Linked DNA regions of Homo sapiens: region 2 is linked to region 1. Evidence: chromatin loops called from intact Hi-C (ENCODE). Cell type or tissue: PC-9. All regions are shown on one strand. Each heading gives the region's core, and the rest is flanking DNA. Links, peaks and the distances in the headings are about the cores only. Region 1 has its middle 980 kb from the start of EPHA3. Region 2 has its middle 900 kb from the start of EPHA3.

Evidence for each region. Hi-C counts contacts between places; a loop is a spot of excess contacts. Peaks named below come from ENCODE experiments on the same cell type or tissue, not always from the same donor. Only the 100,000 strongest peaks of a DNase experiment are listed, where the experiment ranks them.
Region 2: it touches region 1 in a loop (19-fold over the local background); 2 of 110 quality-filtered maps call a loop at or near these places.

The regions. Positions count from the first base shown.
Region 1 is chr3:90,083,473-90,099,334 of GRCh38, reverse strand. No RefSeq gene overlaps it. Among named protein-coding and RNA genes, the nearest start is that of EPHA3, 980 kb to the right of the region's middle. RefSeq lists enhancers at 14,755-15,630, 15,631-15,862. In PC-9, for the core only: CTCF peaks have their summits at 5,938, 6,144 (motif pointing right) and 7,559; no DNase peak of the experiment used is centred there.
Region 2 is chr3:90,002,591-90,018,452 of GRCh38, reverse strand. No RefSeq gene overlaps it. Among named protein-coding and RNA genes, the nearest start is that of EPHA3, 900 kb to the right of the region's middle. In PC-9, for the core only: no CTCF peak of the experiment used is centred there; a DNase peak (open chromatin) is centred at 7,912.

The DNA.
Region 1 (15,862 bases), core at 3,813-11,812:
ATTCTCTAAATATTGAAATGAATTTCTGTAATGTCCCAGAAAGTCAGAATATGTTTGTTTACATTTTTCTGTTTCTAAATGGTTCATTTTAAATTATTCGTTGACTCTCCACTACTAGACATCACAGTGGAAGAAATAATAACTTTGAAATAATAGGCATTGTTTATAAGTGGCCATATGAAAGAGTAGAAAGAACATAAAACCAGGAGTAAGCAGATCTAAGTTCTAGTCCCAGTTTTGCTCCTGTTGGTTGCATAATTTGGAAAAATTCATGTCACCCTTTTGGGTCTCAATTTCCTTTTCACAAAAGGAAGGATTAAGAACAGTAAGCTCTAATACCCTTTCTTGCTGTAAAATTGGTTAAACCTTGTAGTATAGTTTGAAGTCAGGTAGCATGATGCCTCCAGCTTTGTGCTTTTGGCTTAGGCTTGTCTTGGCAATGTGGGCTCTTTTTTGGTTCCACATGAACTTTAAAATAGTTTTTTCCAATTCTGTGAAGAAAGTCATTGGTAGCTTGATGGGGATGGCATTGAATCTATAAATTGCCTTAGGCAGTATGGCCATTTTCATGATATTGATTCTTTTTATCTATGAGCATGGAATATTCTTCCATTTGTTTGTAACCTCTTTTATTTCATTGAGCAGTTGTTTGTAGTTCTCCTTGAAGAGGTCCTTGACGTCCCTTATAAGTTGGATTCCTAGGTATTTTATTCTCTTCGAAGCAATTGTGAATGGGATTTCATTCATGATTTGGCTCTCTGTTTGTCTGTTATTGGTGTATAGGAATGCTTGTGATTTTTCACATTGATTTTGTATCCTGAGACTTGGCTGAAGTTGCTTGTCAACTTAAGGAGATTTTGGGCTGAGATGATGGGGTTTTCTAAATATAAAATCATGTCATCTACAAACAGGGAAATTTGACTTCCTCTTTTCCTAATTGAATGTCCCTTATTTCTTTCTCTTGCCTGATTGACCTGGCCATAATTTCCAACACTATGTTGAATAGGAGTGGTGAGAGAGGGCATCCCTGTGTTGTGCCAGTTTTCAAAGGGAATGCTTCCAGTTTTTGCCCATTCAGTATGATACTGACTACAAGTCTCCAGTAACCAAAACAGCATGGTACTGGTACCAAAACAGAGATACATACCAACGGAACAGAACAGAAGCCTCAGAAATAACACCTCACATCTACAACCATCTGATCTTTGACAAATCTGACAAAAACAACAAATGGGGAAAGGATTCCCTATTTAATAAATGGTGCTGGGAAAACTGGCTAGCCATATGCAGAAAACAGAAATTGGACCCCTTTCTTACATCTTATACAAAGATCAACTCAAGATGGATCAAAGACTTAAATGTAAAACCTAGGACCATAAAAATCCTACAATAAAACCTGGGCAATACCATTCAGGACATAGGCATGGGAAAAGACTTCATGTCTAAAACACCAAAAGCAATGACAACAAAAGCCAAAATTGACAAATGGGATCTAATTAAACTAAAGAGCTTCTGCACAGCAAAAGAAGCTATCATCAGAGTGAACAGGCAACCTACAGAATGGGAGAAAATTTTTGCAAGCTACTCATCCAGAATCTACAAAGAACTCAAACAAATTTACAAGAAAAAAGCAACCCCATCCAAAAGTGGGCAAAGGATATGAATAGACACTTTTCAAAAGAAGACATTTATGCAGCCAAGAGACACATGACAAAATGCTCATCATCACTGGTCATCAGAAATGCAAATCGAAACTACAATGAGATACCATCTCACACCAGTTAGAGTGTCGATCATTGAAAAGTCAGGAAACAACAGGTGCTGGAGAGGATGTGGAGAAATAGGAATGCTTTTACACTGTTGGTGGGAGTGTAAACTAGTTCAACCATTGTGGAAGACAGTGTCGCAATTCCTCAAGGTTCTAGAACTAGAAATACCATTTGACCCAGCGATCCCATTACTAGGTATATACCCAAAGGTTTATAAATCATGCTGCTATAAAGACACATGCACACGTATGTTTATTGTTGCACTATTCACATTAGCAAAGACTTGGAACCAACCCAAATGTCCAATAATGATAGACTGGATTAAGAAAATGTGGCACATACACACCATGTAATACTTACGCAGCCATAAAAAAGGATGAGTTCATTTCCTTTGCATGGACATGGATGAAGCTAGAAACTATTATTCTCAGCAAACTGTCGCAAGGACAGAAAACCAAATACCACATGTTCTCACTCATAGATGAGAACTGAACAATGAGAACACTTGGACTCAGGGGGGGGAACATCACACACCGGGCCTGTCATAGGGTGGGGAGCTGGGGGAGGGATAGCATTAGAAATACCTAATGTAAATGATGAGTTAATGGGTGCAGCAAACCAACATGGCACATGTATACCTATGTATCAAATCTGCACATTGTGCACATGTACCCTAGAACTTAAAGTATAATAGTAATAAAAAATTGGTTAAACCATACTAATCACTAGTATCTTTGTCTCCAAGAATCACTGATGAATTACACATGAAATTAAAGCATATATTTATTAAGTAGTTTAAAAAATGTATTGTGCTGAGTATTGGTGAAGAGGAAATAAAGGATGGAAGTAAACTTATTGGTTCTTTTCATGACCCAAAGCTTGAAGTTCTATGGAGATAACCAGAAAAATTCCTCAGGCAAACCCAAATTTCCCCTTTTCAGTGGAAAAGCAGGTATAACAGTCTTATGTCAACCCAATTCACCTGTGCAAGTTTGCTGGCTCTTCCTGAATCCTCTCTTCTTTTTTGTTTAGTACATCCCATTAACTTTCTCATTCCACTAGGTGGTACTGGATTCATTAGTGCCTTGCTGTGTCATCTTGGTTGTCACCTGATTTTGAAGTGCTTTCTCCTAAATGTATAGAATATTAACTCTGTGTATGTCCTACCTATGATGTGAGTGGCAGAGAGTAGATAAAACATATCAAATTCTTGGAGACTAGGTTTTAGTATCATTATTGAGGTAGCATTATTTGATAGGTCATCCAGCTTAAACAGAGAGTTGACTACTGCAGATTTTTCCATGTGTTAGCAACCTACTTGGAATGATTGAGATGACATTTATGTTTGACTGACTTGTAGAGTCTGGCCTTAGGGACTGTTTTGAAAAGAGTTTGCTTAATTGAAATTTCTGTGTTATGATTTCCCATGTCGAAGCAACTAAGTTCACATTCATTGGTAGTTGTTGAGTTTAGAAAAAACAAAATGTTTGAGTCCTTACAGTATACATGTGACTGTGAACATCAGTCTGCCAAAAAAGCTCTGAGCAGCATGAAACACAGACCCTGACTTGTGCAGGAAAAACTGCCAGACAGAAAGAGAATTATTTGAAATATCAGGGTTTTATGCATTGGTTCTTTTTGCCTTAAGGGAAAGAAGCGGATGTAAAGACATCTGGAAAGCTTTCATATAGTGAGATTTTACTTATCTACCTCTGGGTAGATAGTTTTAATTTCCAAACTCTTTAACTGTAAGGGGAATACATTTGCTCATCACTCTATGGTGTATTGTAGGAAAGAGAGAGGGCAAGACCTATTACAAATAACAGCCCAATGTGACTGTGTCTTCCACATGCTGAAATTAAAGATTTTTTTTTAACTGGAGAACATAAGGGTACCTAAGAGACTTATTTACGTAGTAGTGGATATTAAACTTAAGCCCTTTGTCCATTCTGTAGTGTGAATTGGAGAACATTTTCTGTTTTTCCATCTGCATCTGTTTGCTGTGATAGATCATTGACATTACTTCAATACAAATAAATAATATATGTTTTTAAAATACAACAAGGAAAATAAAGGATTGCAGTGGGACTTGCAATTAGGACATGTGATATAATAGTTCCTCTTCCTTTTAACTCTTCACTGTTATTTTTTTTGTATCTGAGTATTTTACTTTTGTGCTAATTTGAGAATTTGTGCTTGTTTTTTTTGTGTGTGTAACTCTTCTTTGATTGATAATATCAAACTTTACAATTTTTGCAAATGAGTTACAGATTCATTTGTAGAAATGTGTGTGCTGAGAACTACTGGACTAGACCAGAGGTTTTCAAAACACTGGTATAAGAAGTAAAGATCAGAAAGTCTGAGAAAAAAATTTCTCTGATGAACAGACATTGTAAGAAAGAAGCTTCAGTTGTTGAGTGCACACCTTGCATGCTGGCTTCTGTTGTTTATGGGAAGAATTCCTAACAAAACTGGAAAAAATCAGAAAATATATGCATGGAATTTTAACAAGATAGATTTTGAAGTGCTTTTGAAGATAAGAGTTATTTAGGAATAATACAGATGGCTAAAAAAGAAAAAAAAATCTCAAGGTGAACTTTAACTTAGTACAAGTGGCCTGGAAATGATAGTGTGTTATAAACTGTATTCTGGAAATATACATCTGAAACAAGTTTCCTACTTTCCAAGCCCTTACAAACTTCAGTCATTCTACCTAGAATTATGACTAGTCATTCCGTAATTATATGCAAAAAAATAAAATAGAATACGGAACTGCTAAGCCTTATAGCTTGAGTTTCTAAAATGATCTGGGCTGTTTTAATAGAATGTTAAAATATTTATTGCCATGAATAAGCATCTGTTGGTTTGACCTCTCTAAAGTTTTTCTAAAGGAAAAACTTCTCTCTCTCTTCTTGGCTATTGGTTTTCTTTAGTTATTGAGCATTTTAGTTGTAGAGGAGGAGGAGAAACTTCAAAGATATTTCTCTGCCAGGATATCAACAGCTTAAAAGAAGCTACATTGTTTACAAATTTCTTGATGGATTGGTCTCAAGAAATCCCGAGTTTACGGAATTGTTTCAAGTTAAAACTGCTATTGTGAAAACGGTTTGCATACTTTAATTAATTTCTTTTGATTTTAATTTTCAGTAGTGTGAACTTTATACAATTATGACTCCTTTACTATTTATATGAACTGCAGTGCTTTGTAGTATCTATTCCTCATGGAGGAACAATTTACAGATGGCCTATATATTGTGATTTGCTGTAATGGTATCTTTTTCTTTAATATAGGACTAGCAATAACTGTTTTAAGAAGTAGATAAGAATATGCAACAAGAAAGTTTTTAGGCACCACACCCTGCTTTGGCTGATTATCTGCTCCTGCCTCCTTACAGGTAATTTAGACTTATTTTGTGTGGATGGCAGAAAAGCAAAAGATAGAAATAGTTCTCTCTGAGAAGCAAAAAGGAAAACAGTGTCTGACATATAGGAGCTCTTTCAATTTCTCCTTTGGAGGCCAAGAGAGAAAAGAAGAAAGAACATAGGAGGAAAGAGAAAATACACATGAGATCTCTTACTTCACCAACGTAGGTGACTTTTGATTCCATACTCCTTAATTGTAATAAGAATTATCTTAATTAATTATGTTCTGTATTGTTGGAGGAGAAAAGGTCATTCACATCTAGTTTTATATGTATAAGACAATTTACATATTCTTTTCTCATCTGTCCCTAAACTTAAGCATAATTTTGAATTTTATATGTAATTTTTGTTTTATGTTAAAAAGAAGCAAATAATACATATGAAATAAATTGCTTTTTATTTTAACTGGCATTGTCAATTTTATTCTGAATTAGTCAACACATTAATGATATATCTTTTAATATCATTACTTGGAAACTTACAAATTACTTGTGGAAAGTATTTCAGAATTATAGGTGAAATTATTTTGTGGCATACTGAAATAAATTTTGAAAATTGAAAAAAATCTTTGTTATAAGTCATTTGCAACCCTATATGAAGATTGAAAAATACTGCCTTATAGATACGCAGAGGTGGTGACAAGCAGAGGTGACATAGAATAGCATATATCTATCTAGTCATTTAAAGGAGATAGTTTCATTGATTCTAGGTAGATTTGTTCTTCTGTTAAATTGTTTTTTCTTTCCATATAAATGTTGTAGATTATGTTTGTTTAGTTTCTAGAAAGGACAATAATGGCTGCAAATCTCACTTAGATTGTTTATGTTTTGGAAGCCACATTTTGAAGAGGGGTGATCTATCTCATTTTTAAAAACAGTCTTGTTTGTTCTCCCTGCAGCAATCAGTTTATATCACTAGGGGTCAGTCTACATGAACAGATGTCCATATATATCATGGTTTTAGGACAGTGTTATCTCATTTCATGTAGTGTTTTTTCATTTGGGGATATGGACACTTACATAGTAATATACAGCTTCTTGCAGCTTGAATTTTCTAGCTATACTCTTGACAGGACATTTCTCCATGGATTTCCGTATGTAGTTCAAACTGTTCTTTTCCCTTAGCTGCCTGATTTCTTTGTCTGATGTCAGTTGAGAGCCTTCATCTAATTTAATATGCAGGAACAAAAGAATGGCTGATAGCAACGACAGGATCATGGTCAGGGTGTTTTCAAAGCCTTTGTGAATGGACTGAAGGTGACAATTGCTCCCGGAATGACTGGATTTGGGGTATGTCTGACACGTATAGAGGAGGGTGACATTGCAACTATGATGCCGTATCTAACTGCTGGTTTCTATTATTTTCTTTCATGTTCCCTCTGCCTCCTGGAAGACATGGAAGTCTATCTTCACCATGCACCGTTAAGTTTTTCTTGGGCAGGTATGGCATCTTAACCGTCCTTATTTTTACAGTACTTAGCACAATGTTTGGTGTATAGTCGGTAGTGATCATGTTTTCTTAATTGAACTGAACTTGGTAAATGCTAGTATGCCAGAATGACCTACTACATAGTTACTTTTATTGGCAGATAAATGTTACACATTAATGGATATGCCCATGTAACAATGGCCAAAAATAGAACGACCCACTCTACTTTTTCTTTATAAGGATGGAAAAGAATGTACATAGTTTATAAGTAATTGGAATAATTTGGAGCTCATATATAGCCAATAATTGTTCTAAGAAGAATGCCTTCTAATCATTATTATTATTTTTTGGCTTATGGTAACAGAAATTTATTTCTTACGTTCTAGAGGCTGGAAATTCCAATATCAGTTTGCTAGCATCTTTGGGTTCTAGTGAGGGCCTTCTTTCTCCATAGACAGAAGTGTCTCACTGCAGTCTCACACGAATGCCTTCTAATTTTTAGGCAAAACTCAGAGAAATATTCTCATGTCTTAAACTAGAAAAGGCATTCCTGTTAGCTTAGAAACAATAGGTAGTTTTCTGAATACAAGTCTTTTCTGTTTGTTCTCATTAATGTTAAGTTTAACACTACATTGGTCATGTTAGAAAATTAGTTTAAAATCATAGAATCCAGCTTTAGGAATTGGAAAGAACTTATTATTTATTTAGCTCACATCATTGTGTTTGTAGAAAACCTTTTCACTTTTCAACAGAATGAGCATGAGAGTTTTTTGAAGGCCTATGGCTTTAGTAATTATACTTAATGATATCTTACATGCATAAATTATTATATATATAAAATATACTGTACTAAATTATACACTATATTAGACTGTGATCAAAGATGAGATTCAATTTGTGACCACTGGGAGTCACTGTGTAGCTGTCACAGCTAGGAAGGCCCCCACACCATCCACACAAGCTTGCTGGGCTACTGGGGAGATAACACGCTCTTCTCTTTCTCCCAACCTCTGGCATTTATCCATTTGCCAACTGGTAGTTATTAAGTACCCACAGAAAGCTGGGTGCTGTGTTAAATGAGGAAACACAGTGAGAACAAGCTGCCTATGTAGCTAGCCACGCCCACCATCAAAGCTCTTTAAAACTCCTTTATGACTTGGTTTCAATATTCTGGTACATTTATTTATGAAAAATTGTCTTTCCTGCTAGAGATCTTTAAGAGATACATATGTGTTTTTATTTTATCTTGTAATTGTTTATCATATTGGCCAGTATATAATAAATCCTTAAGACATATTTGTTGAGTGACTAGATGCTATGCCAGTTATTTCCTCTAGTTCTTGGATTTGGTTGCTATTTCTTCTTAATTGCATTACCACTTAGTTATTGCAACTTACCCTGCATCTTTATCCTCTAATGATGTTGTAATATGAAATAGAAATAGGTGAACAATTTTCTTTCATGTCAATTGTTTTTCCTCCTTTATTCTGCCATAACAATTTAGGGGTCTTATTTATATCACATCAAAAATGAATGACATCAGTTATCAGTGACAACAATAACAGCCTCACTTCTGTAAGTGGGGACTAGAATTGAACAATGTATACAAAAATGTGTGTGGTATTTGAAAACAGCATTAGTTATTGGAAAGAGAAATAAGTTCATAAGAGGGAAATTTACATTTTAGTTTCATATCTTTCATGGATGAATAATTTCAGTATAAAGGATTGTGTTACTGCTCACTGCTTCCCTTTCTCTATTTGTAAAATCCATTTAATGCCTATTAAATGCCAGATAGAGACCAGGCTATATACTAGGTGTTGCGGAGAGTACAAAGATAATTTAACAGAGCATAATGCCTTATGGTGCTGACTGTACAGTGTAAAAGAAATAAATAAAACTGAACTTTTAAGGCAGTATTTAAGTGCCAAATAGGTGGAAGAGACTATAGAAATTTAGATATGTGATTCCATGTAGCTTAGATCTGTCATGATTGCCTTTGGAAGAAGTCGATTTTGCTTTTGGCTTTAAAGTATCAAGACACTCCATTTGCTGGAATAGAGAGCAGGGGGCATTTTGGGGAGAGTTGTTCAGGGATGTCTTGGCAATAATGAGTACACCTTATGCCTGAGGAGAAGAACATGTATAGGAGAAAGTACAGAAAAGTTTTAAAGAAGTGATGAGTTTATTTAATAAAAATCTTGAATATATTTTTAATCATGAGTTTAGGGACCATAACGGATTATGCTTAAAATTGGGTTTTGAAGGTCACTCCTTATTTGATATCCTACTCCTCTTGCTGGAACAATTGGTTCTTAGTAGGTACTGCATCTAGAGTTACTGTGTTCAGTAGCTTTTTCCTGAGGTACTAATGATACAAATCTAAATATTGCCAGAGGTCTCGATTTTCTTGCAAAAGTGTTGCATGTCATCCAAAGAGCCACTGCCTTTGAGTGGGTACCTCTGGAACATTCGAGATCTGAAAATAACCCACTGTTTGGTCACCTAATTTGTTACAAAGAGAGCGAAGAGCTCCAAGTCTTATCCTGGATTTTCAGCTTCCCCTTCGGCTTCTATCAAAAAAATGTTCTCCAGGAAAACTTTCTGCCAGACGAACCACCACAGATGCTGAGCTTGTATGATAAAACACTGGGGTGCTTGAGGATAAACTGATGGCAGGAAAAGTTGCTTGTTGAATTAATTCATTTAGATTTACATCTCTCTTGTAACTATTAACTAGCAATGTGCACTTCAGGTAAAAATACAATTCTACTCCTTTTCTATTTACATTCTTCTTACCTTCCCTCCTTCAAAGGACTGACAATTCAGGGGAACAACACTTAATTCCTGTAACTGAGAATAAACATTTGTTCCCATAACTGCAGAAAGACTTCTGTTCCTGTTAATGCCAATGGATTTTTAGTCCCATTAAGGGAAATAGCTCTTTATTTTCATTAATGTTGTAGAATGAGACGGCTGGAAGCTCACAGGTAATAAAGACCAGATAAACCGATTCAAAGAAGAAAACCATAAAGAAAACAATTGATTCATGGTAATGATTTTTTGCTTGTCCAAAAAGTTTCTATAATTATTTTTTCTCCCATGGAAGTGATACTGAAGAAACTTATAGAAAATGTATGTGTGTGTGTGTGCGCGTGTTTGTGTTTGTCTGATTTTAGGCTGTTTATTTTATGAATTACTTTACATACTCTGATCTCTTGTTTAAAAAGCACATTGTTAAAGCTACAAAAGGAGATCAATCACACCTTTTAAGTAACAACTAGAAGGTAAATAGAGTGTACAAAAACATCTTACTTTTCATTCAAAGGACTGATAAGAAACTGCTAATCCTATGTGTATCTCAGGCTTGTAGTATAATTGGGGAAAAAATTCTCAACAGGTATATATTACTTAATTCAATAGGTATTTGTACGGATGTTTCTATTTATTTTGGAAAAATAATATCAATAAATAAATTGTAATAAATTGGTCCCTAAGTAATTTCATGCAAATGTATTTAAAAAATTATTATGTGATTGTACCGAAATAGTTCCTTATGAAAAAGATAGCAGGAATTTTTTTGGTTTATTAACTTTTTAAATATTACAAATAACCTTTACATATATAAAATATAAATGATATTTAGTAAGCCTGGATTTTTCATGTATCAGGTTCTCTTAAAATTGGTCAAATAGGCAAATTTGTTTTATTTGGTATGGGGAATCTCTTTTATTTGTTTTGAGGCACCTATAGCTTTTCTTTAAAATGTTGCCAAAAATCATATTTATTGGTGAGCTTGGCCTATTGAACTACAAGAACAGAGTAGATATACTAGATATAAAAGCCATTAAAACAAATTAAAATTAAACAATTTGGTCAGTCATGAGCTGAATTTTTTTTAAAACACAGTTATTTGCAAGAATTTTCACTTTAAATATAAGTTGTGGATGGTATGAGGCCAAAACTCTGTAAAATATAGCTACAATACACAATACAAAAAATCAAATGGGCCGGGTGCGGTGGCTCACGCCTGTAATCCCAGCACTTTGGGAGGCAGAGGTGGGCGGATCACTAGGTCAGGAGTTTGTGACCAGCCTGGTCAAATGGTGAAACCCTGTCTGTACTAAAAATACAAAAATTAGCTGGGCGTGCTGGTGGGCGCCTGTAATCCCAGCTACTGGGGAGACTGAGGCAGGAGAATTGTTTGAACCCAGGAGGCTGAGGTTGCAGTGAGCTGAGGTCCTGCCATTGCACTCCAGCCTGGGCAACACGGTGAGACTCCGTCTCAAAAAATAAATAAATAAAATTAAATTAAAAAATCAGATGAACAAATTTGACAAATCTGTGAAGTTATTAAGTACAAAAAAAAGGATGGTGAAAATACCTAAGGTATTTTACTTTCTATTCTCCAAAATCCCTCATGGGTTGGGCGGGCTGGCTCATGCATGTAATCCCAGCACTTTGGGAGGCCAAGGAGGGCAGATCACCTGAAGTCAGGAGTTTGAGACCAGCCTGGCCAACATGGTGAAACTCCATCTCTACTGAAAATACAAAAATTAGCCAGGCATGGTGATGCGTGCCTGGAATCCCAGCTACTTAGGAGGCTGAGACAGAAGAATCCCTTAAACCAAGAGGTGGAGGTTGCAGTGAGCCGAGATCGCACCAGTGAATTCTAGCCTGGGTGACAGAGTGAGACTCTGTTACAAAAAAAAAAAAAAGAAAGAAAAAATCCCTTACTGAGTATGTATTATAATTTATCTTTGTATTTCAAATCTACCTCTGCCTGCACACCCATCTGTCATCAGGGTCTAGCACTGGCTGGCAGTAAATCTTATTGTGTGAAAGGAATAATTCAATGAGCAAAACAGTGGTATAAGTGTAAACTGAGCTCATATATTGCCATTTGGTCTTGGAGCAGAAGAAAAATCATTTTATAAATAAATAGTCATTTGTCTCCAAATATTCCTTAGATAAATAGAGTGGTAATTTTCAGGTTATATCCCACTGAGAGCATAAATAAATTTCTCTTTTAAAAATACATTTTTTCTACCAAGCAGTGAAAAAAAAATACTTTAGGAAAAAACAAAACAAAACTAAGAAATAAAGTTAAAAAGAGCTTTAGAAATTATTGTACTGGTCAATTATAATAATAACAAATAATAAGAAATAGAGTTAAAAGAAGCTTATAAATTATTGTACTGGTCATTAATAATAATAATTAATAATAATGGCCAGTACATTTTCTTCAACATATAGATGGGGAAACTGAGCTACGCAGAGAGGTAAACACATTTGTCAACTTTCTTCTTTTATTCTGGAAAACATTTTCCTCATGCATAAAAGTAGCGTGTAGCATAGAACTCTGCTGTTCAATGTGGTAACCATGAGCCATGACAAAGCACTTCAAATTTGGCTATTGACACACGTCGAAATGATATTTTGGGTATATTGAGCTAAATAAAAATAATTTAAAAATGGATTTGACTTATTTATTTTTACCTTTTAAAACTGCTTACTAAGAGATTTGAAATTACACATGTGGCTCACCTTATATATTTTTGGACAGTGCTGGCAGTCCATAAACCCTGTAGAATAGTAGGTACCAATACCCACTTCAACAGTCATCATGGGTCACCTTGTTTCATTAATACCGTATGTACTTTAGCACTGCCCATGGTCATGCAGATAATTAGTCCCAGATTTGGCATGAACACCTGGTTCTTGGCTATTGTTCTTTTTACTACTATTAATTGAAGCATTTTGTGTGTGTGTGTGTGTGTGCATGCCAGTTTTACACCTCCTAATTATTTAACCCTATATTTCTTAGTTTTACTGATTTTAACAGCTTAATAATGTATTTATTTATGTTTATTTATTCATTTTCTTTGTTGTTTATTTTAATTTTATTGATAAAAATTTTTAGATTAAATTCTCCAATTTACTTTTACTAAGTACAGTGGATTCATTTGTAGATAGTTGCTCATTTTCACGCGTGGCTATGTGAAGAGACCACCAAACAGGCTTTGTGTGAGCAACAAGGCTGTTTATTTCACCTGGGTGCAGGCGGGCTGAGTCCGAAAAGAGTCAGCAAAGGGAGATAGGGGTGAGGCCATTTTATAAGATTTGGGTAGGTAAAGGAAAATTACAGTCACAGGGGGTTGTTCTCTGGCGGGCAGGGGCGGGGAGGGGGTCACAAGGTGCTCAGCAGGGGAGCTTTTGAGCCAGGATGAGCCAGGAGAAGGAATTTCACAAGATAATGTCATCAGTTAAGGCAGGAACCAGCCATCTGGATATGTATGTGCAGGTCACGGGGGATATGATGGCTTAGCTTGAGCTCAGAGGCCTGACATTCCTGTCTTCTTATAATTAATAAGAAAAATAAAACGAAATAGTGGTAAAGTGTTGGGACGGCGAAAAATTTTTGGGTGTGGTATGGAGAGATAATGGACGTTGTTTCTCAGGGTTGCTTCGAGGGGTATTAGGGGCGGTGTGGGAACCTAGAGTGGGAAAGATTAAGCTGAAGGAAGATTTTGTGGTAAGGGATGATATTGTGGGGTTGTTAGAAGAAATATTTGTCATGTAGAATTATTGCTGATGGCCTGGATACGGTTTTGTATGAACTGAAAAACTAAACGGAATAAGAGAAGGAGAAAAACAGGTATTAAAGGACTAAGAATTGGGAGGACTTAGGACATCTAATTAGAGAGTGCTGAAGGAGGTTCAGCATAGCCTTGCAAGCAAATATTATTTATTTACTTTAAGAGTTAAGAGTGGCGGTTTGGGGATAGCAGCAGGAGATATCAGCTGTGATGGCTTGGAGAAACAGTGTAAACCGGCAGTGTAAACAAGAGCAGGGCATGTATGAGTAGTTGAGAATGGTGAATAGGAGTATGATTAGACAGAAAATAGTAGGGATGACAAGTTTTGGGGCACAGTCCAAGTTGATCTGGTGTCTGGGATGAGACTGGGGCCTAATAAAAAGAGCATCTATACAGGAGATCAAATGGGCTCCTGTTCACCTTGTAGCATTCTGAGAACAGGCCTGAATTCTTAGAGGGGAAAGTGGTAAAAGTATTCTCTAGTCCTTTTTAAGTTGGTGGCTGAGCTTGGTAAGGTGTGTTTTTAAAAGACTATTAGTCCGTTCTACCTTTCCTGAAGACTGAGGACTGTAAGGGATATACAAGTTTCACTGAATACTAAGAGCCTGAAAAAATGCTTGGCTGATTTGACTAATAAAGGCTGGTCTGCTATCAGACTGTGTAGAGGTGGGAAGGCCAAACAAAGGAATTATGTCTGGCAGAAGGGAAGAAATGACCATGGTGGCCTTCTTAGACTTTGTGGGAAAGGCCTCTATTTATCCAGTGAAACTGTCTACTTAGACTAGGAGGTATTTTAGTTTCCTGACTTGGGGCATGTTGAGTAAAGTCAATTTGCCAGTCCTGGGTGGGGGCAAATCCTTGAGCTTGATGTGTAGGGAAGGGAGGGGGCCTGAATAATCCTTGAGAAGTAGTAGAATAGCAGATGGAACACTGATAAGTTATTTCTTTGAGGATAGATTTCTACGATGGAAAGGAAATGAGAGGTTCTAAGAGGTGGGCTAGTGGCTTGTACTATAGCATAGCCTGCCTTTGCTAGTGAGTGGCTATTAGGCCTGGTGGAACTGCCATCAATAAACTAAATGTGATCAGTGTGAGGAACAGGAAATAAGGAAATATGGGGAAATGGGGTGAACATCAGGTGGATCACAGAGATACAGTCACGAGGGTCAGGTGTGGTATCCAGAATAATGTGGGAGGCCAGATTGAAGTCCGTGCTGGGAACAATGGTAATCGTGGGAGACTCAACAAAGAGTGAGTACAGCTGAAGGAGCTGGGAAGCAGAAAGTATATGCATCAGGTATGAGGAAGAAAATAGATTTTGGAAGTTATGAGAACTGTAGAGAGTGAGTTGAGCATAGTTTGTGATTTTTAGGGCTTCTAAAACTATTAAAGCAGTGGCAGCCACTGCATGCAGACATGAGGGCTAGGCTAAAGCAGTAAGGTAAAGTTGTTTGGACAGAAAGGCTACAGGGTGTGGTCTCAGTTCTTGTGTAAGAATTCTGACTGCACTAACCATGCCTAGGAAGGAAAGGAGTTGTTTTGTAGAAGGGATTGAGGTTTGGGAGATTAGTCTAACACGATCAGCAGGGAGAGCACCTGTGTTTTTATGAGAATTATGCTGAGATAGGTAACAGATGAGGATGAAATATGGGCTTGACTGAAGTAATGGGGGCTGTCTGTGAAGCCTTGTGGCAGTACAGCCTAGGTAATTTGCAGAGCCTGATGGGTGTCAGGGTTAGTCCAAGTGAAAGTGAAGAGAGGCTGTGGTGAAGGGTGCAAAGGAATAGTAAAGAAAGCATGTTTGAGATCCAGAACAGAATAATGGATTGTAAAGGGAGGTATTGAGGATAAGAGAGTATATGGGCTTGGCGCTATGGAGTGGATAGGCAAAACAATTTAGTTGATAAGGCGCAGATCCTGAACTAACCTGTGAGACTTGTCCAGTTTTTGGACAGGTAAAATGGGGGAATTTTAAGGAGAGTTTACAGGCTTTAAAAGGCCATGCTGTAACAGGCAAGTGATAACAGGCTTTAATCTTTTTAAAGTGTGCTGCAGGATGGGATATTGGCATTGAGCGGGGTAAGGGTGTTAGGTTTTAATGAGATGGTAAGGGGTGCATGATTGGTCGCCAAGGAGGGAGTAGAGGTATTCCATACTTCTGGGTTAAGGTAGGGGGATACAAGAGGAGGATGGAAAGGAGGCTTTGGATTGGGAAGAAGGGCGGCGATGAGATGTGGCTGCAGTCCAGGAATAGTGAGGGAAGCAGATAATTTAGTTAAAGTGTCTCAGCTGAATAAGGGGACTGGGCAGGTGGGGATAACTAAAAAGGAGGGCTTAAAAAAGTATTGCCTAAGTTGGCACCAGAGTTGGAGAGTTTTAAGAGGTTTAGAAGCCTGGCCGTCAGTACCTACAACAGTTATGGAGGCAAGGGAAACAGGCCTTTGAAAAGAAGGTAATGTGGAGTGGGTAGTCTCCATATTGATTAAGAAGGGGACGGACTTACCGTCCACTGTGAGAGTTACTCACAGCATCCGTGATGGTCCTGTAGGCTTCCGAGGTGATCGGGCAATGTCAGTCTTCAGCTGCTAAGCCGAGAAGATCTGGGAAGGAGTCAGTCAGAGAGCCTTGGGCCAGAGTTCCAGG
Region 2 (15,862 bases), core at 4,403-12,402, 81 kb after region 1:
AATTTTGACAAGCCAGAAGTTCTCCAGTTATTTCCAAATTTCCTCTGGGGGACAAAATTGACCCTGGTGCAGAACCACTGGGCTAGAATGCTAAAAAATAAAGTCATGCATTATCAGACAATGATTTTATGAAATGAGCACTACAGACCAATGGGGAAGATGATTTACTGATGACATTAAGAAAATTGGTTCACATATGGAGAAAAATAAGGCTAGATACTATGGTGGGCTGAATAATCACCAAAGTTTTTCACATCCCACTCCATAGACCTTGTAATTTTTATCTTACATTGCAGAAGGGGACTTTGCATATGTGATTAAGTTAATATCTTGAGATGGGAAGATTATCCTGGATGCGTATGATATAATCACATGGTTCTTGTAAGAAAAAAAAATGATGAGAACATGGAAGCAGAGAGATTGGAAGATGTGATGCTTTTCGCTTTGAAGATGGAGAAAGGAGACATGAACCATGGAATGTAAGGACTGCCTCCCTAGAAGCTAGAAAAGGCAAGGAAATGGATTATCCTCTAGAGCCTCCACAGGGAGTATGGCCCTGATAACACCTTGCTTTTGGCCTAGTAACAGATTTCTCTCTTTCAAATCTATAAGAGAATAAATCTGGATTGTCTTAAGTCACTAGGTTTGTGGTAATTTGTTATAGCAACATTAGGAAACTGACAGAGGTACCTATTTCTATATATATATAGTGGAAAATGCTGAAAGGATTAAGACATCTACATAAAATGAAAAATAAAATAAAGCTTATAGCAGATATTTTTGGAAAATAAATCTTTGAACTTAGGCTGGGAAATGAGTTTTAACTAAGACTTCTAAAACAAAATTCTAAGCAAAACAAAATATACTTAACTACATCTAAATATTATTGAATAGACAGTTTATGGAGGAACTATTTACAAAGTCTGAACAGAGTTGAAGGGGTTAAAATATGCTATTCTGGCACACTGGCTATTTAAAATAGCCAATGTAAAAACACTGGAAAAACAGGAGGTGCAAGAAGATCACTTTGACCATTGTGCTGTTTCTAAAAAGCAGAATATGAACTTGCCATATGAAAGACACTATCCCCTGTACTAGAAGGCAAGGCAATATCCTTATCTTGAAGGACAAGAAGTCAAAACCAAGAAAATAGTGTACAGACCTTGTTAGAATAACTGTCATCTTTTAAGCCTCCCCACATAATTTAGCCACATTTTCAAACTTTACTATTCTTTGTCCAATTCACGATATATATATATATATATATATACACACACACATATATACACACACACATATGTGTATATGTATATGTGTGTGTGTATATATATGTATATAAAACTCTAAATGGTTATTTGGGTCTTCATTTATTTATGAGGACTCCTATGCTATGTAAAACTTATACTATGCTTTTCTCCTGTTAATCTGTGTTATGCCTATTTAATTCTTGGAGCTGGACAGGACCCTAAAAAGGTGGAGGTGGAGATTTCCCACCCCTACGGAGTCAAGTGACAAAAGTTAATAAAGTACTCGGGGCTAACAACAGTGACTAGCCTTCATCACCCATAGGCCTGAATGGTTCTCAGAAGCAAATTAAAACTGCAGCTGTGGCCTTGCAAAAGGATGCAGCTACTGCCAAGTCATGATTTGGAAGGGAAGAATTTGGGAGAATACCTGTTTCCTTCCTGTTTTCTTCATCTCTCTCTTCTCCTGTTTTCCTATCTCATGATGGTGTTTCCTATTGTATATTTCCAGGTATTCCAGAGGATACCTGGAAACCAGAGAGCTGGAGAGGCTGGTTGGGGCAGTCCGTGAAGGCCAGCTTCATGAGTCACAAAGCAGGTGTGGAAAAGTGACAGTTGATCTGCAGGGTCATAAATAGAACGTTCAGCACAATCAATATTATTATTTTATTCAAAAAATATACCTTAGAAAAATAACACAAGTGGAAATTTTAAAAACTATTTCAAAGTCAAAAATTAGTAAGTGATGACACCCCTAGAAACAGCAAAATAAGGAAATCTGAAAGCCTCTTGTGCATAAAAATAACACTGGTTAAAAAAATGATCACTCAACTTCTTCAGAACTTTGGAAATAAAGTAAAGGCTTGGAATAATGTGAGGAATATTTACTGAAGAGTGACTGAATTGCAGAAGGAGCAATAAACGTGACATTTCACTTGCTGTGTACTCCCACCCGCTTCTCCCCAGCTCTGCAGTGGCCTTGAAAACCAACAGTTTCATGATGTTAGTCATCATGAAAACCAGTTGCCAAGCAGTCACTGGAGACAGCAGAAGAATGTAAAGCTTCCCTAAAAAGCCCATCCCCAGGGAATTGTCATTACGGGATCTATCTGGCTGTTTTCTGCAAATCCCCACTTGCATGGCTTGTTTTTATTTAACCTGATCAGAACTGACTCACTGTGAATGGCTTTCTCCCTGAGGCATTTGTGAAAACAATCATTGGAAATTTTGTGTTTTTCTATTGGTACATAACATTTGTACATATTTACATGGCTTTTTTTTTTTTTTAACGTTGAAGCTGCCTGAGGTGGTGATAACAGTTGGAACCAACAACAAGCTGACCAAACAGCTGAAAAGGAAGCAAGAGGCTGAGCCTAAAATAAAAGTTGGAAAGGAATTAAAAAGAAAGAAAGAAAGAAAGAAAACACTGGGAACTAAAAAAGCCATAGAGGGGCTTTGAAAACTTTCTAAAATAATCTGAGAAATTTAGAAGGCTGCACACATGAGCAGAGCTGTATGTATGCCCAAGAAAGACCTAAGAAATCTCTGATTTCTCTTCTTTGACTAACCTTGAAGTTCTGTGCAAGCAGGAAGTAAAGGCTAAAGGAGAATTTTAAACTGCCAAGCAGTTCACTTAAGGTATACCACAACACACAAACTAGCTCCTTGGTGAAATCTGGGAGGTTTATTGCTTTGAGGCATTTAAACTTCAGTGGCTACATACGACAAAAAGTTCATACAACAAAAATAACAATTTTACAAAAGTAGTTCTAGAAAGTCTCTAAAGAAACAAACAGCAATCAGCAGCAGCAACAAACAGCAACTCTACCACCCTGGAGGGTGAATACGTTATATTATTTAAAGGTCTAGATTTCAACAAAGCATCGCAAGAAATGCAAGAAACAAGAAATTATGGCCCTTGTACAGGGCAGGGAGAAAACACAGTAGAAACTGTCCCTGGGAAAGCCTTGGAGTTAAACACTGGAGTTACCAGAAAAATATTGATAGCAGCTATTTTGAATATGTTCAAAAAACTAAAGGGAACTATAGGTAAAGAACTGGAGGAATGTATGAGAATATTTCACCCAATAAAGAACCACCATGGCAAGTGTATACCTATGTAACAAACCTGCACATTCTACACATGTACCCCAGAACTGAAAGTATAATTTAAAAAAGTGGGATTATTATATTTTTATTGTAAAATAATTAGCAAATTAAAATTTTATATGTTAAAAAAAGAGTTTCAATAAAGAGATAGAAATTATTTTTTAAAAACATGTACAAAAATTCTGGAGTTGAAATATACTATAACTGAAATGAAAATTTCACAAGAGGGCTCGACAGTAGATTTGAGCTAGTAGAAGAAAGAATTGGCAAACTTCAAGATAGGCCAATTGAAATTATCTAGTCTGAAGAATAGAAAGAAACAAGAATGAAGAAAAATGAGTAGAGCCCTAGAGACCTGAGGAGCAGCTTAAGCTGGTTATGCTCCTCCACCGAGGCCACTGCTCTCCAGGTGTAGACTTTGGCACGGCTCTTTTTTTTTAGGTTTTAGCAACCATGATCCGCATTTATTTTTTTGAACCTAGAGGTCCAAGGAGCTCTGCTGCTTCTAACCCTGGGTAACAAAATAACCTTTGTGGTTTCCCTAAGCCCTATCCACATCTTTTAAAAATTGTTCATTTGTAAATATTCTCCTTCAAATTGTCTTAGTTGAGTAATAATTACACACGTTTATTACAGCAGACAAATGAAGACCACCTAATTGTGCTATTTAATTGCAAGAAAAAAATGAATGAGATGTATTTAGAACAACAGTCCTCCTATACCTAACAAACATAGGGTTGAATGAAATAAAAAGACATACAATAAAACTGTTAGTACCTCAAATTGATATTTTATGTACATGTAAAACTCATAGTATTCTACTACTTTTTCTTTCCTTTTTATTTTTATAAATAGAGATTGGGTGTCACTATGTTGTCCAGCTGGTCATGAACTCTGGCCTCCAGCAATCCTCCTGTTTCACCTCCTAAAGTGCTGGGATTATAAGTGTGAGCCACTGTGCCCAGCCTACTTTTTCAAAGACATGTAGATATTCCATGACATGCTATCATGGGTACTCATTGAAAAAAGAAGGCAGTGGAAATAATATCAAGAATGAAGGGAAGAATAAAATTATACATGTGAGGAACCTTCATGGACAAATAGACTCTGTCATGAGCTAAGGAGTTTGACTAATTGAACTCACTCATGGATGTCCAGAAAAAGGCAAATACACAAACATAAAATTCATGGTTTGAGTCAAGTAATCTCTGGAATCTTTTAGGTTTTGAAGTTATTTTCAAATATAATTATGGATTTAAGATTTCTCAAGATGAAACTGGGCAATCCCATTTTCTAAAATGGCAGATTGGTGATGAATCTGCCTACGATTACACCCATTCAACACCAAAGTGAAGAATTCTGCCTAATGGAAGTTGTCATTTTGACCATTTAGGAGAGGATGAGCAATGAGGTCGTCGGCTGGACAGGTGCTTCCTATGGATTGAGTGTTAGAGTAGAACTGTGGGAAGTGGTAACTAGGAGACTTTTATGGACAGAATGAAGATACAGATGGATCCATAGATAAAGTCAACCTCAAGAATGGGCATTACACATTTTTGCTCTTGAATTGTCTGTATATATATTTTAAAGCTGCACTATATTTTTCCTAATGCTACGTATCAATGTATTGTTATATTAAATCACACCAAGTTGCACCTCAATTACAATAATCATATTAAAATGGTAGATACTTTTGTTTTTGAGTAGTCCAAATTAACAAAAATGAGGGAAGCCATTGATCATTGTTGGAGAAGATAAGAAAGGGGTTACGTTTGATTATCAGAATAAGAGAGGTTTTGAGAAGATAGTGAGGAAAGAAAAATGCCAGGTGTCACCCTATCTAAAAATAAGTGATAACTATTTACTTTGATTAACATTTCATGTGGCTGGCAATCAAACCCAAATAATTTAGATGTGGGAGAATGTGGGCTGTGTAAGATATACTTGACTTGACAAGTGTGGGAAGGGGATTTGGCAGAAAGATTCTAAAGATAGAGAACAGATAATTTTTTAAAAGAAAACTATTTTGCTTATGACATTGATTTAACTCATAAAAGTAGAAATTGTTTTTAATGCTAGCTGTCTCTTCATTTGGGACTATTTTAAATTCTTATGTGAATGATGATGATTTATGTTTAATTATCACATCGCTAACTTTTAAAAGCAGTTCTATAGTCTTAATTAATTATTTTGAGTAGGCAATCATATTCTAAGAAAACAACCAGAGGTCGGGTGCAGTGGCTCACGCCTGTAATCCCAGCATTCTGAGAGGCCAAGGTGGGTGGATCACCTGAGGTCAGGAGTTCGAGACCAGCCTGGCCAACATGGTGAAACCCCATCTCTACTAAAAATACAAAAAATTAGCCGAGTGTAGTGGCTTGCACCTGTAATCCCAGCTACTCAGGAGGCTGAGGTAGGAGAATCGCTTGAAACTGGGAGGCAGAGGTTGCAGTGATCCAAGATCGTGCCAGTGCACCCCAGCCTGGGCAACAGAGCAAGATTCGGTCTCCAAAAAAAAAAAAAAAAAAAAAAAGGGAAAGAAAACAATAAACTACAAGTAGCATAAGAATATCTTCCTTTTGGATGTCTTCAAAGATGGGACCTATGCACATAGTTGCCATAGTATGTGATTGAGATTAAATGAAATAAGCTATGTTTACTCTGTGGAACAAAAGAGGCCAGCTGGATTCCTGCAGAGCCAGTCCCTTGGTGCCAGAGAGAATCTTTACCAGGTCCAGTTAATCTCTTGCACCATCGATGAGACCTTAGAGGTAGCTGTGTAGATGTTGAATTGGAATTTTAGCTATTGTCATTCTAGAAAAGGGAATTAATCATTTACAGATAAGGTAAAAAGGAAAGAGAAATGTATTCTCTTACACAACATGGGTTTGAACTGTGTGGGTTCACTTTTATGCAGATTTTCTTCCACCTCTGCCATTGCTGAGACAGCAAGACCATCCCCTTCTCTTCCTCCTACTCCTTAACCTGCTCAGTGGGAAGACAATGAGGATGAAGACCTTTATGATGATCCACTCCCACTTAATGAATAATAAGTATATTTCTCTTCCTTGTGATTTTCTTAACTTTTTTTCGGCTTACAATATTGTAAGAATACAGTATATATTACATATAACAAACAAAATATATGTTTACCAACCACTTGTGTTATCATAAGGCTTCTCGTCAACAGTAGGCTATTAGCAGTTAAGATTTTGGGGAGTCAAAATTAATGTGGAGTTTTGACTGCACCAGAGGCTGGTTCCCCTAGCCCCTGCACTGTTCAAGGGTCAACTGTATTGAGAAAACAGTTTGAAGTCCAACTTGCCAGTTACACAATTGGCAGTCGGAAATACTATACAACACTTTCAAGATTCTGGAAGTCACAGTCTTTGGTAGCACATTTGTTTCACATGTATGCTCCAGCACCCAAATCGTAATTGTAAAGATGTCTATTGTTTTGCTGTATTTTCCCAGACAGTTATTATTTGTGTTCAACTGTGCACGAAGCAGGCCTCCTGATTGACTTAAGTTTCAGGGTGAAACAGAAAAGCAGGTGGGAGCAATGCCATGATTCTGCAAACTTTCAGAATATTGCAGCTTCCCCCCTTATCTCTGAGCAGGGAAATGCTTTCTGAAGTGAGCCGAACATTCACCAGACCTCTGTGTTACTTTGAAGTGCTTGCTTTTCCCAGCAGTTCTGACCGATCTTTAGGGGGAAGTGGAATTCTCTGAGCTGGGTGCCTCATGGACCATTGAGAGTGGCTGGTGTACAGCTGGTTTTAAGAAGGCAGAAACTTTCTCTTCTGAAGATTTAAATGCTTTGCAGGTCTGTAATGAAAGCAACACAGACCGTTGGCTGATTGCCTGACTTCTCTGCTTTCCTGAAAATTCAGCTCATGTGAGAGACAAGAGGGACACTAACTTACGTGGTGTGGACTTCCATCCGGAATATCACACTGGATGATGCCCTCATCATTGTCTTGAATATTTACTGCCCGTCAACTAGAAGAATAGGAACATTTAGTTATCACTTAGCTGTGGATGTTACCAATAAAAAAGCCACAAAATTGTCTGACTATTCTACATAAGGCCAAGGGAATATTTTCTCTAAATCCTTTCACAGTTTTAATTTTGAATAAAACAGAGTATGTATATTTTGTAATCAGCATTTTGTAAATTATATTTCTAAATGATGATAGGTACATCAAAATAGAATTTGGAGTCCAAAGTTCTAGTTATGTGTGAATGGTAGGGAAATTCTCTTCTAAAGTATGTATGGTCACTGCATTACAGAGCTCTTTATAATTAGCCCTTAATTATAAGAGAATTGACAGCAGTATTTCTCTAACTGGAATAGATAGTTTACTTGATTATGATGATTAGAGGACACTTTTGTCTATTGTTAGCTACAGGACTTTTGGCAAAAGTCTGATCATGCCATTCTTCTGCTCAGAACTCTCCAATAACTTCCCATATTACTCAGAGTTTAAGTCATTGAATTACTATTAGCCACAACGCCCTACATGATAAGTTCCACTGTTCTTCCACCCACCTCACCCCTCTTATTGCTTATATTACATGCCACTTGGCTCACTGCATTCCAGACATACTGATCTCTGTTGTTCCTCTAGAGGAACAGAACGTTTACGCTTGCAGTTTCCTATGCCTGGAAAACTTTCATCTTCCTAAAAATTTCATGGCTTACTTTCTCATTTCCTTTAGTCCTTTCTCACATATGCCACCTGTGATACTTCTCCCACTGTCCTGTCTAAAGTTGCATCCCCCTCTATGCAGTACTTTTAATAAACAGAATATATATTTTATACATTGTTTATTGTCTATCTTCTTATTGGAATGTAATCTTCATGAAGGAAGATATTTTAGTCTCTTTTGTTCAGTACTGTCACTCAGGTAACTAGAAAAATATCAAGTATGTAGTAATCACTCAATAAATATTTGTTCAAAAGTAAACGGTAGCTGACATTTATTGCATGCTTCTTCTATGCTACATACTCTTTTAACTACTTTATATGTGTGTGATTTGCTAGTCACAATGGTTCTGCCTTTCTTCATTTCACTGAAAATAAAACTGAAAAGGGCTTTGAGTAACTTCAAGATTATATTACTGGGAAGCAGTAGAGAAGAATTTAAATTCTGATTGCCCTAATCTTACAGATCAAACTCTGAGCAATTTCACTCTATTAACTATAACAGTAATGTACCTACCCGGAACCTATATTTTACTATGATTTGAAGAGAGGGGATTTATTTTTTTTTCCCTTCAGTTAATTTTTGAAAGATTTCTTTTATCATGACTCAAGCAAAATTTATTTTGGGTGTGAATAATTGCAAATGTCATTTAGTATTTGCCTTAACAGCAGAATATATGAACATTTTGAAACCCATAAGATTGCAGATATCATAAAACCAATGAAATTAATGCCTTCAGAGTGACAGGAAAAAATACTTCTGAATAACAACATTATGTATATCTCTTAGTTTTATTTCTAGCAGTAGTTATAGAATATTTATTTATAAATAAATTATTTTCTATTTTTAAAGACAGAAATAGTTACTTTGTAAGAGGTGGTTATACTTATCAGGATCATTCATGTTGTACTTTTAGAATGCAGTTGAGAAAATTAAGGCCCATGGATGGTGACCCTTAAGCTGTAATAACTTAGTAAAAATAGGAAAAGGGCCCTTGACAAATACACATGTTATTTATTGACTGATAAAGTATCCATTTTCTCCTTTAAACTGAAGTGTGTTGTTTATGTTGGTTTTCCTGCAAACAAGAAATGAAAAAATACATTTAAATTATAAATTAATTTTTTTTTGTTTCAGAGAAAGTAAAATATGTATGTTGTTTAAAATATGCTTAGCCATAATTTAGATAATTCTTTTATGCATTTTAGTAATTTTCATTTTTCCTTACATAAGCAAATGAAATATTCACCTTTGCACACTGGGCAAAATAAAAGCATAAGTATTTCTGATTTGTTTTACTAAACATAGATTGAGTAAACTAAGTTCTAAAAACTTTTTCTTTTTCCCAAATAGCTTTCAGAAAACACACTATGGGAGCATGAATAAATGCCTTACATTTTCATAGTCACATTAAAATTACTATATTAGTTAAACTTCCTCCATTTTACCCCGCTCCTTGACACCAAATGATATGACATATAATAATGTACACTTGTCTCTACCCTGTTTTGTGCTCAGAATTGGATTAATTTAGAGGATACTGAATGGACACAGTTTCTAATAAGAGGATGCTCCTCCATTGCATTGCCATCTATGACACAACAGGCATTATTTCAACCTGCTCCGTGTGTCTAGTGGAAACACAACCTGGTTTTTGGAGAAGGAGATGGAAATTGGAGAAAAAGAGGGAAAAGAAGGGAAGAACAAGAAGAGAAAGTGACTTCAGGAAATTTACCATGTGAAAGGGGGTCACTTCACATCTTTGGCAGATTACATGGAAATATGCTGGCCCTGTTAGAGCAGCCACTAGCTACACGGAAGCAGTTTTGCTCCAGTAACCAGAGTAGTGTGCAATTGGGGTACACTTCTCAAAACAGAATAAATGAGACTCCTTTTAACATATGATTAGAAGGTACTTTCCTTAGCAAGATGGAAAGAATTGTCATCTCAATGTTTAAGGCAATATATACTGGTGGCATAACTCATTTCATCTGTAACTTTTGAGCATCTGTCTAATGGGAAGTAATGCATTGAGTTTGTTACTTGGCACATGAACAGTCCTAATCATGCATGCTCTGCTGATTTAGTCTTCATTTCTCCCACTCATTTCTGAAATAGGGAGGCAAAGGACTAGACTGTAGTCTTACTACCTGACTTTCACTTCACAAACACCAGCTCCCCCCTCCCTACCTGCCTCTGTAAATTGATCTTACACTAATTTCTCTGTAGATCATGTAACTTGCCCTTCATATACACAGAGGCTTGCTGTTTGCTTCTTAATTTGTAATCAGGCTTCCTTGTTACTTTATTTTTCTTCCTGGATCCTATCTTGACTTAGTTCCTGTCTTGTGTAAACTCGATGGGGAAGCGTTGGTGAGATGTTAATTTGGGAAACATGGCTTGCAATCTGTGGCGCAACAAGAACAGCTGGTGCTGCTGCTGTTTAGTTTTTCTTGGCAGATGGACATAGTTTTCTACAGAAATGTTACATTTGCCAGCTCTCTCTCTCTCCTATACCACTCCAGCACCAAGGCTTAATACTTTATTGCATTCCCCTAAATACATGGCCCAGAGCCTCCTGTGCAGCCTTTATTCTAGGCTTCATACTCAGTAGCCCTCTGACTGGCCATTTGACCACAGTGAGAAGTAGATTTGGTTATACTTAGGCAGCTTAAAGTATACATTAAGTAAATACTGTTCCATATCCTCAATACTTTTATGTCAATACTTACATGTGTTTGCCTACTTATTTATTAAAAATAAGCTTTAGTGAGTTGTAACCTCTATATCATAAAATTGACCAATTTTAAGTGTACAAATTGATGAGGTTTGAATCACTGTGTAATTATGATATTAAACTATTTTCATCACTTCCAAAACTTCTTGCACCCCTTTGCAATAAATCCCCACTCGTTACTTCCAGCTTCCAGTAACCACTGTGCTTTCTGTCATTATAATTTGCTATTTTTTTAAGAATGTCATTTACTGTGTGGCTTCTTTCATTTAGCTTGATGATTTTGAATCTGTCCATGTTCTTGTGTATATCATTAATACGTTCCTTTTTATTGCTGAGTTTAACCATTCTCTGGTTGATGGACATGTAGGTTGTTCCAGTTTTTATCAATAATGAATAAAGCTGCCATAAACAGCCCTCAGGGACAAGTCTTTGTAGGGACATATGGTTTCTTTTTCTGGCAAATGACTAAGAGTGACATTAGTGGGTTTTATGATAAATGTTGGTTTAATTTGATAAGAAAGTGTTACCCTGTTTTTCAAGTTGATATACCATTTCACATTTTCTTGCAATGCATGTGAGTTCCAGTTGCTCTATATCTTCATTGGCACTTGTCAGTCTTTTCAAATTTTTACCATTCTAATGGGCGTGTAGTGGTATCTTGTATTATGCATTTTTTTATTGACTAATGATATTGAACATATTTTTGTCCACTTATTTACTATATATTTGAAATTTTTTATTTAAATATTTTATTTATGTTCTATTGAGTAATTTGTGTTATCATTAGAAGTTCTTTATATTTTCTGTATACCAGATATATGTTATGTATATATTTTTCCTAGTATGTGGCTTGCCTTTTATTTTCTTAACAGTGTCTTTGAAAGACACAAAAAGATTCATTTTGATATTTCATCAATATTTTAGTTTATGATTAGTGCTTTTTGTGTCCTACCTAACATATCTTTGCTAACCTAAGGTTACAAAAATTTTGTTCTGCTATCTTCTAGAAATTTTATAGTTTTAGGTTTTCATTTAGGTTTACGATCCATCTGCTTTTAGCTAATATTTTATATGGTGTGTGGTAAAATTTGGGGTTTATTATTTGCATTTGGATGTTAAAGTATTCCAGCACCATTTGGTGAACCCAGTCCCTGCTACCTCCAGATGCTCAGAAGTGGAAATCTTCTCCAAAGTATGGCTTTGCTTGAGAAAGCTATAGAAGAAACTGACAATCATTTCCAAAAGAATTTTTAAAAACTGCTTTAGTGGAGGGATCCTAGATATAGTTGGTGTGATATAGCTCTAATTTAATATGAGTATATTTACAAAAAAGATAATTTTGATATACTGAACACTCATGACTTCCCATTTACAATAATCACAAATGAAAGTCAAAGTCCTTAGTTATTGTAGATCTCTGAATTGTTAGTTTTAGAAAACATGGTCAACATACTTATTGGGTTTTTCGTATTGATTTCTCTTTAAATTTTTCAAATAAGCATATTGTGAATTTAGACATAGCTTCAAAAAATGCTAACTGCCTTTTTTTATTTATAGGGGCTTCTCCGAATACATTTTCATAAGTACTTATCAGACCAGGAACTCCCACTCATTCGAATAACAATGTAATCATTGGCTCTTCAGGCATAGAAATACTTTCAGTCTTTGTCCAGATGGAAGCAATTTTATTACGAGAATTACTTTGGTTGCTCAATTCATTTGATATGGAAAATAATGATAAGAGTATCTATATTTTCTGTAACCATGAAATGAGTCCATCATCTACTTTCATGTTATGCATTTGTATCTTGTCATTATTACAAATGTCTTTTCACTTTGTTTCAGTTGTAGATTATTTATATATTAAATTGATACATTAAGCATTCTGCTTTCTGTTGCACTTTCAAAATCTGACTTGTCACCATCTTAAAGTGGGCAAACTCTGTGCACACACCACAATAATAAGATGACCTATTCTTGAGCCCTGTAGATTGACCAGACAAGGGGTATAATAGCTGAATACACAAATTTAGTTCTGTTCCTTAAATAACTACAGGGTATCATGCACCTGGGGAGTTCATGTAAGTCTTTCTTGTGTTGTTGAGATACAATACACGCTAAATCTATTTTTAATTCTGCCTTATGCAGCCTCACAGTGAGACTTCACACATGCAAATGAGAGTTTGTGGGGGGAAAAGCCTCGTTAAAAAATCTGTTAGTTTAATTTAAGCAGCATTGTGATGTGAGAGCCAATTTTGCATTTTAATGCCAAATTGACCAAATCATTACTCTAATTTATGTCAAATTCTTCTTTGCATTAGGAGGTAAGATTTAAATGATTTTAAACATATACTGTACTTCGGCCAGGCGCAGTGGCTCACGCCTGTAATCCCAGCACTTTGGGAGGCCGAGACGGGTGGATCACGAGGTCAGGAGATCGAGACCATCCTGGCTAACACGGTGAAACCCCGTCTCTACTAAAAATACAAAAATTAGCCGGGCATGGTGGCGCGTGCCTGTAGTCCCAGCTACACGGGAGGCTGAGGCAGGAGAATGGCGTGAACCCGGGAGGCAGAGCTTGCAGTGAGTCGAGATCGCGCCACTGCACTCCAGCCTGGGCTACAGAGCAAAACAGCAAAACTCCGTCCCAAAAAAAAAAGAAAAAAAAAAAAAAAAAAAAACATATACTGTACTTCAAACAGTGCCTGGCACATCATAAGTGCTCAGTGAATGTTATTGTCATCTTCAGTGAAGGGAGGAAGAAAACCACACATTTATGTTTTAAGGTTGCCTAATAAAGAGAAGCTATATGATACCTGGAATAGTTTGGAGAGTGTGTAACACAAATTATTAGAGTACTCGTACTAGTTAGTTACTACCTAGAAAGGAAAAGATAGCCAAGAACACAAAACCAAAAATATTTTAGTGAATATATAATGTCTGATATTTGTACAATTTGTACTTAACAAAATGGTTCCACCTGATTCTGTAAATTTAAAAATTACTCATTAGATTACGCTAACAGATTTGTAAGAATGTGGATCTCTTATTAAATTGTCTTTTTTCTTTTATGCTTAGTAACAGACTAGTTGGTATAGTGTCTAGAACGATTTATTTTCTTTTTCCTCTTTTTACGGTATGAAACCTCTTTCCATTAGCAAACTCATTTCCTGTGGCTTGAGTGGGACTGCCTCCACCTACTCTCCTTAAATTGGGTGCATATAAGAAATGGTCAATGGCTGATGAGGATATCCTATTTCCTCTGACAACAGTTGCCTGTTCATTTGGCATATTAATTACACTTACTCAAAAATACGTGCAATTTGATCTTTTCTTGTACTTCATGAGGTATGCAGTGATCACTTGCTATTTCTAGAAAAGTAGAGTTTGCTGGCTTATGTCCTTCTGTGATGACTAAATAATAAGTGGACAGTGTCTCAAACCATAGGAAGAAAAGTTATTCTACTCAAAAAGTGACAAAATGATTGATGACTGTGTTTTTAAAGCACAGACAGGGTGAGGATTTCAGACACACCATTGAACCATTCTTCCCTGATATTACTTCCTAGTTATAGTGCTGTGTTCTATATACTCACCGCTCTATTCTATTCTTTACTGTTGGGAACTTAAACAATATCCCTCACAGTATCATTTTCCTGTTCCAGGTAGTTCTCAAATTGAAGGCTAGTCTTAAACTAGCACTTTTTTTGCTCTTAATGTCCCCACTCCATTTCTGATAAAACAATAAAACTGATTCTAAATTTTATCTGGTGGAGATTCTTATATGCCAAGTTAAGTTAAAGCATGTGTACGTGTGTGTGTGTATGTGTGTGCATGTGTGTGTGTGTGCAGGTACCCAGATGATGGTGAATGCCTGTGAAAAATGAAGTAGTAGAAGATCTAAGCTATGCCCAAGGGCAATAAGACTGGATGCAGCATAAAAATAAAATGAAAGGACTAAACACTGGAGACTGGTGACAAGAGGATTGTTTCAGAAAGGACAAAAGTGGGCCCGGGTGCAGTGGCTCATGCCTGTAATCCCAGCACTTTGGGAGGTCAAGGCTGGCAGATCACTAGGTCAAGAGATTGGGACCATCCTGACCAACATGGTGAAACCCCATCTCTACTAAAAATACAAACATTGGCTGGGCATGGTGGTGTGTGCCTGTAGTCCCAGCTACTTGGGAGGTTGAGGAAGGAGAATTGCTTGAACCTGGGAGGCGGAGGTTGCAGTGAGCCGAGATCACACCCTTGCACTCCAGCCTGACGACAGAGCAAGACTGTCTGGAAAAAAAAAAAAAAAAGGACAAAATTGAAAAACATTTTAAAATTTAGAGATGAAATGTCTAAAATGCTTAGTGGGACTGAGTCCAGATTTCCTAGATAGTGTAATGCAGTACCTTTTATATTTCCTATGTTGATTAATAAGTTATGATTATTACAAGCAGAAAAAATTGAATAATGACTTTGATTTCAGACTTCACAGAGTAGATTTTATGTACTTTTACTAGCTCTACTCATATTTTTGACAATTAAAATATATAAATATATCTTGAAGGTGGAAAACTTGATTTTGAATTAAAGAACTGATAAATTTGGTTACTGACAGAACATAGTAGGGTGATAGTGGTGCAGAAGGCATTTCTACCTGAAATTTCTAATAGGAATTGTTTCAAAGTTTGTGGAATGGTTGCAGAGAGCAATAGATTGAGAAAATAGATTTCTTGAATAAATAGATTTTAAATACATAGATTTTAAATGCATACATTTCATTTTCCTAAGTAAATTTCTTAAATAGACTTTCTATTTATTTAAAATATTTCTAGTGTGATGTATTAGTCCGTTTTCACACTGTTGTAAAGAATACTACCTGAGACTGGGTAATTTATAAGGAAAAGAGGTTTAATTGACTCACAGTTCTATACGGCTGGGGAGGCCTTAGGAAACTTACAATCATGGTAGAATGGTAAGCCAGCACATCTTACATGGTGGCAGGTGAGAGAAGAGTGAGGAGCAAAGGGGGAAGAGCCCCATATAAAAACCATCAGATCTCATGAGAACT